Regions from separate parts of the Homo sapiens genome. Here region 2 is linked to region 1. The links are chromatin loops, found by intact Hi-C in ENCODE. Cell type or tissue: OCI-LY7. All regions are shown on one strand. Each heading gives the region's core, and the rest is flanking DNA. Links, peaks and the distances in the headings are about the cores only. Region 1 overlaps SIRPD (signal regulatory protein delta). Region 2 has its middle 4.8 kb from the start of SIRPB1.

Region 1 (2,920 bases), core at 293-2,792:
TCTTCCCCTTTTCTCTAAAACAGAAACTATCCTCCTCCTCCCAAGATCGAACTCCTTGCTCACTCAAAGTCACTTCCCCTGTAAGCGTACTTTGAAGAGCCAAAGCCTCCCATCAGATATGGCTTCAGGATCATTTTTACAACTGACACCTCTGGAGTGGGGAAAAACAGGGATCCACACCTGTGAAGCCCCATTCCCGGGAGCCCTCCTCCTGACTAGCTGCACAGCTCATCTGAGCCCAGGTCTTGGACTATCACAGGAGGCTGGACACACCGTTCTCTATGGCAGACCCTGTTCCTGGGCTCCTGGATGAGGAAGGGTCACCAGCACACCTGACACAAAGTGAGGGGCCCAAAGGACACAGCCTAGGCACTAAGGGTGTCTGCCAGGGCCCCTCCAAGCACCTTGGGACCCTTATATCAGTAACTTATTAGCTTGTGTCTGATTCCTATTTCACAATCTAGAAACTGGAACGGTCATAATCCTACAGCCCTTTCCTCCCATCATAGTAACTTCCTCTTATATCATGGAACACATAGTTTTGCCTCTCTCAGCAGAGCAGAATCCAAGACCTCCCAAGAACAGACCTGCAGGCAGAGCAGGCTCCAGGGCCCACCATGATGCCCATACCTGCCTCTCGGCCCTGCCTGAGAGAAACAGCACAAACTATTTCGTCCAACCCTGCTGCTGCCTCCGGCTGCTGGGACTCACAGGTGAGTGCCCCCACCCTCAGGTACCATGATGCAGGGATGCTCTCCTGAGTTTGGCGGCGGTACCATTTCGCCACCTGCAGTGGGGCGGATGAATCTCTGTTGTCCTAGGGCCTCTTTCTTTGCCACCCCTTCCTCTTTAAGACACTTCCCTAAATAGTTTGTTTTATAACTAGTGTCTCCAAAACAAATCCTTCCAGAATTCTTCTTGCTTGGAGGGGTTGCTTTCTCTCCCATCCAGGCGTTTCCCCATGACAGGGGTGCCCAGTCCCTCTCACTTCCCACACCCCTGATGTCCTGTGAAGGTTCCACGACCCCCTAGGCCTGACCTGCAGGACCTGATGCCATCCTGAGAGAAGAAGTAGAGGAGCAGCATTTGACCCCTTGGTCCCCAGGAGGGAGACAGGGATGCTGTCATTAAGATGAGTACACATGGATGCATAGGTGATTAATAGATAGATTAGATAGATAGATAGGTAGATAGATAACAACAAGTACTACACATGCAATGTAGAACTATTAGAAAAAATTGCTAAATGGTCCTTTTTAGACTAGTAAGTCTCCCAGAATCTCAGAAACCTAGGATTACGTTCTTGATGCGGGTGTTTCTCCTGCCTGTCTACTCTCTTCTCTCCAAAGATGATCTGCACAGTCAGGAGAGGCAACCATTCTTCTCCCAGTGGTGTTAACATCTCAATTTAGAGTCCAACTAATAAAGTGGTTAAAAGCACAGGCATTAAAAAAAAAAAAAAAAACGACAGGCCGGGGTTCAAATGCAAGTTTCATCATTTGTAGGCTGTTTGACTATGGATAAGTTACTCAACTTCTCTGTGCCTCTGTTTTCTTGTCTGTGAAATCGGGATAAATAATAATGCCTTTCCAATACAGTTGTGGTGAGAATCAAACTAGTTAATTAATATAGTTAAGTTTTTGGAGTAATGTGTAGCACACAGAACCACCTATGTGAGCTCTGGTTGTTACAGCCTTTTAGGGCTTAATAAGTGCAAATATGAGCCCACGAAAATAGTCCTGCTGCATCCGGCCATTGCAACTCTCACTCTGTGTCTTTGGCAAGTCTATGTCTTCACTTAGAACTCACAGAAGTCATGGGAACTGAGAAAGGTCCATCAGGCTTGGTAGAAGAAGGAACTGAAAGCCAAGCAATGGTGTGCGCTTCCTAGAATCACCAGGTTGTCAGGGCTGGAGCCTGGCCTACTGGACTTGCAGTTAAGAATGGAAAGCCCATTTCACAGAAGTCCTTCTATGAGCACAGTCCTGAGTGTTTCTCAAAGATTTTCAGGTTTCAGTATCACAACAAAATTGCAAGAGGAAGTTTTACTTTCCACATTGTATACATTACATAGATAAGAAAACAGAGCCTCAGGGAGGTTATTTTCGCAAAGTAAAACACCAATGTCAGTCCTTTTTCTGTTGCTTAGAATAGAATACATGAAACTGGATTATTTATAAAGAAAAAGAACCTATTTCTTATAGTTGTAAAGGCTGAGATGTTCAAGGTCAAGGGGCCATATTTGGTGAGAGCTTTCTTGCTGGTGGGGACTCTCTAAAGAGTCCTGAGGCAGCACAGGGTATCACATGGTGAGGGGACTGAGCATGCTAGCATACTATACTTGGGTCTCTCTCTCTCTTCTTATAAAACCAACAGTTCCCCTCCCATGATAACCCATTAATCCACTAATTTGTGAAATAACGCAGAGTCCTTATGACCCAATCACCTCTTAAAGACCCTACCTCTCAATACTGCACATTGAGGATTGAATTTCAACATGAATTTTGGAGGGGACAAATATTTAAACTATAGCAATCAAGCAATAGAGGAGGCATTGAAACCTGGGTCAATGGGACTCCACTAGCTCTTACTTTGACCTCTTCACTGTGCTGCTTCTAGATACATCGAACTTTTAACAAAAATAAGATTACACAAAATATGGTGGTTTATTTGTTCTTTTACTCAATGATAAATTGGGGACCCTTTTCTATGTAAATATATATGTGTCTGCAACATCATCAATACATCCCCAATATATACATCAACACTATCATTTCAATCTCTACATAGTTTTCCATTTTGTGGTTGTACCATCATTTATCTAACTCACTCCTATTCTTGGACATGGGCCATGCATCAAACTTTTCTATATTGTAAATACTATGATTACCATTCCTTTACAAATCATATTCACCCTTGT
Region 2 (2,920 bases), core at 190-2,689, 88 kb before region 1:
CTAGTAATGACTTCGTGATTATAGGGCTAGACACGTGACCCACACTCATCATGTGGTGGTATCTGCACATCCCCCAGCCATTGGCCAGGGTTGTCGCACTGCATCGTAAATCCTCGAGGACAGAGAGTCTGTTTTTTAAAGGTATTACTATTGCCAAAACACCACCTAATAACAATAACATCTAACTTTTGGAGCACAATCAGCAATTATTAAGGAATTTACATATATTAATCCATTTTATGACCATAACAAACCTCTGAAGTTGATACGATTACTTCCATTTTATATTTGAGAGAACTCAAGAAACAGAGATGTTAAACAGACTCCCCTGGGTCACACAGCTAGAACTGATAGAACTAAATTCAAATCTAGAAGTTCTGATTCCTAAGCCCACAAACTTAATCTTTGCTCTCCTCAAACATCCACTGACTCCTCACTTGTCCCACAGCCTTATCTCATTATCTGCACCTTCTGTCATGAGTGCAGGGCTAAACTTGGCAGAAAGAGAATTTTAGCTCATGGTTCCCCAGGCTCCTGGTTTTCTCAGACATCCAGGCTGTATCTGTACTGCACAAAGTCAACCTAAATTTGAAACTCAATTCTCCACATGATTTCCACAAAATTTTTCACTCAAATTGTATCTATGCATCTAATAGATCTTCATTGAAGGATTGGAGTTCACAGGAAGTCATCTTGCTGCTTTAAGTAGAGATTCTGCCAGAGCATGGAAATTATTCTATCAATATTTGAGTCATATATTTCAAATCATAATTTTTGGAGGCATAATATTTTGTGACTCATCTTTCAGGTTAGTTGTTACTTTCATAAAAGGAAACATTTCTCTTTCAACCATTTGTGCTTTTTACCTTAAACTATGCTTCTTAAGATAGTATTTCTATTGCAACATTTTCAAACTATTTTGTGTTACAGCTTTTACCATTGCTATATTTATACCTATTGTCATTAATTTGTTTGGGTGTGTCTCTTGGTGCTGGGTTCTAGGAGATTGTCCCTGCATGAAGAGCCAGCTCACTAACTTACTACTCACTTATGTACAGTCAGCTACTCAATTGATACGGTTTGGATCTGTTTCCCCACCAAAATCTCATGTCAAATTGTAATCCCCAGTGTTGGAGATGGGGACTGCTAGGAAGTGATTGAATCGTGGGGGCAGGTTTCCCTCTTGGTGCTGTTCTTGTAATAGTGACTGAGTTCTGGTGAAATCTGGTTGTTTAAAAGTGTGTAACACCTCCACCCTCTCTATCCCTCATGCTCCAGCCATGTGAGATAAGTCTCCATCCACTTTGCCTTCCACCCTTACTGTAAGTTTCCTGAGGCCTCCCAGAAGCCAGGTGTATGCAAGCATCATGCTTCCTATACAGCCTGTGGAACCAGGAGCCAATTAAACCTCTTTTCTTTATAAATTACCCAGTCTCAGGTATTTCTTTTAGCTGTGTGAGAATGAACTAATACAAAAAATTGATACTGACGAGTGGGGCATTGCTATAAAGTTACCTGCAAATGTGGAAGTGGCTTTGGAACTGGATAATGAGCAGAGGTTGAATGAGTGTAGAGGGCTTAGAAGACAGGAAGATGAGCGAAAGCTGGGAATTTCCCAGAGATTTCTTGAATTGTGACCAAAATGCTGAGAGTAATATGGACCATGAAGTCCAGGCTGAGGAGGTCTCAGATGGAAATGATGAACTTCCTGGCAACTGGAGCAAAGATCGGTTTTGTTAAGTCTTGGCAAAGAGCTTGGAGGCACTGTGCCCCTGCCCTGGGGTTCTGTGAAACATTGAACTTGGGAGTGACAATTTAGAGTATCTGCTGGAAGAAATTTCTAAGCAGCAAAGCATTCAAGAAATTTCCTGAGGCGGGGCACAGTGGCTCACGTCTGTAATCCCAGCACTTTGGGAGGCCGAGGCGGGCAGATCACGAGGTTAGGAGTTTGAGACCAGTCTGGCCAATATGGTGAAACCCCATCACTACTAAAAATACAAAAAAAAAAAAAAAATTAGCCAGGTGTGGTGGTGCATGGCACACACCTGTAGTCCCAGCTATTTAGCAGGCTGAGGCAGGAGACTCACTTGAACCCGGGAGATGGAGGTTGCAGTAAGCCAAGATTGCACCACTGCACTCCAGCCTGGGTGACAGAGTAAGACTTTATATCACACACAAAAAAGAAGAAGCAGTTACCTCGCTGCTTCTAACAGCCTAATTCATATGCGTAAGCACAGAGATGACTTGAAACTGGAACTTATATTTAAAAGGGAAGCAGAGCATAAAAGCTTGGAAAATTTGCAGCCTGGACATGTGGTAGAAAAGAAAGGCCCATTTTCAGGCAACGAATTCAAGCAGGCTGTGAACTTTGCATGAGTAAAAAGAAGCCAAATGCTAATATTGAAAACACTGGGAAAAGCCTTCAAAGGCATTTCAGAGACCATCTCTTTACAGGCACAGAGGTCTAAGAGGGAAGAATGGTTTTGAGAGCCAGAACCAGGGCCTGCTGCCGTGTGCGGCCTTCGGACACGGCCCACTGCACCGCATTCACTCCAGCTCCGGTCTTGGCTCGAAGGGGCTCGAGTATATCTCGGCTGCTGCTTCAGAGGGTGCCAGCCATAAGCCCTGGTGGCTCCATGTGGTGTGAATTCTGCAGGTATGCAGAGTACAAGAGCTGAGGATTGGGAGCCTCTGCCTAGATGTCAGAGGATATATGGAAAAGTCTAGATGTCCAGGCAGAAGCCGGAGCCCTCATGAAGAACCTCTACTAGGGCAGTGCAGAAGGGAAATGTGGGGTTGGAGCCCCCACACAATTCCCACTGGGGCATTGCCTAGTGGAGCTGTGAGAAGAGGGCCACCTTCCTCCAGACCAAAGATTGATAGATCCACTAGCAGCTTGCACCATGTGCGGGGAAAAGCT

The links. Peaks named below come from ENCODE experiments on the same cell type or tissue, not always from the same donor. Only the 100,000 strongest peaks of a DNase experiment are listed, where the experiment ranks them.
Region 2: a loop joins it to region 1, with 5 times the contacts of the local background. A loop is called at or near these places in 2 of 110 quality-filtered maps.

Annotation. Positions count from the first base shown.
Region 1 is chr20:1,534,948-1,537,867 of GRCh38, reverse strand. It overlaps SIRPD (signal regulatory protein delta), which reads left to right. Exons shown (of 4, transcript NM_178460.3): 3 at 558-713. The region is part of intron 2 of LOC105372499 (a long non-coding RNA gene); the gene reads right to left. Among named protein-coding and RNA genes, the nearest start is that of SIRPD, 21 kb to the left of the region's middle. In OCI-LY7, for the core only: no CTCF peak of the experiment used is centred there; a DNase peak (open chromatin) is centred at 1,827.
Region 2 is chr20:1,623,328-1,626,247 of GRCh38, reverse strand. No RefSeq gene overlaps it. Among named protein-coding and RNA genes, the nearest start is that of SIRPB1, 4.8 kb to the right of the region's middle. In OCI-LY7, for the core only: no CTCF peak of the experiment used is centred there; no DNase peak of the experiment used is centred there.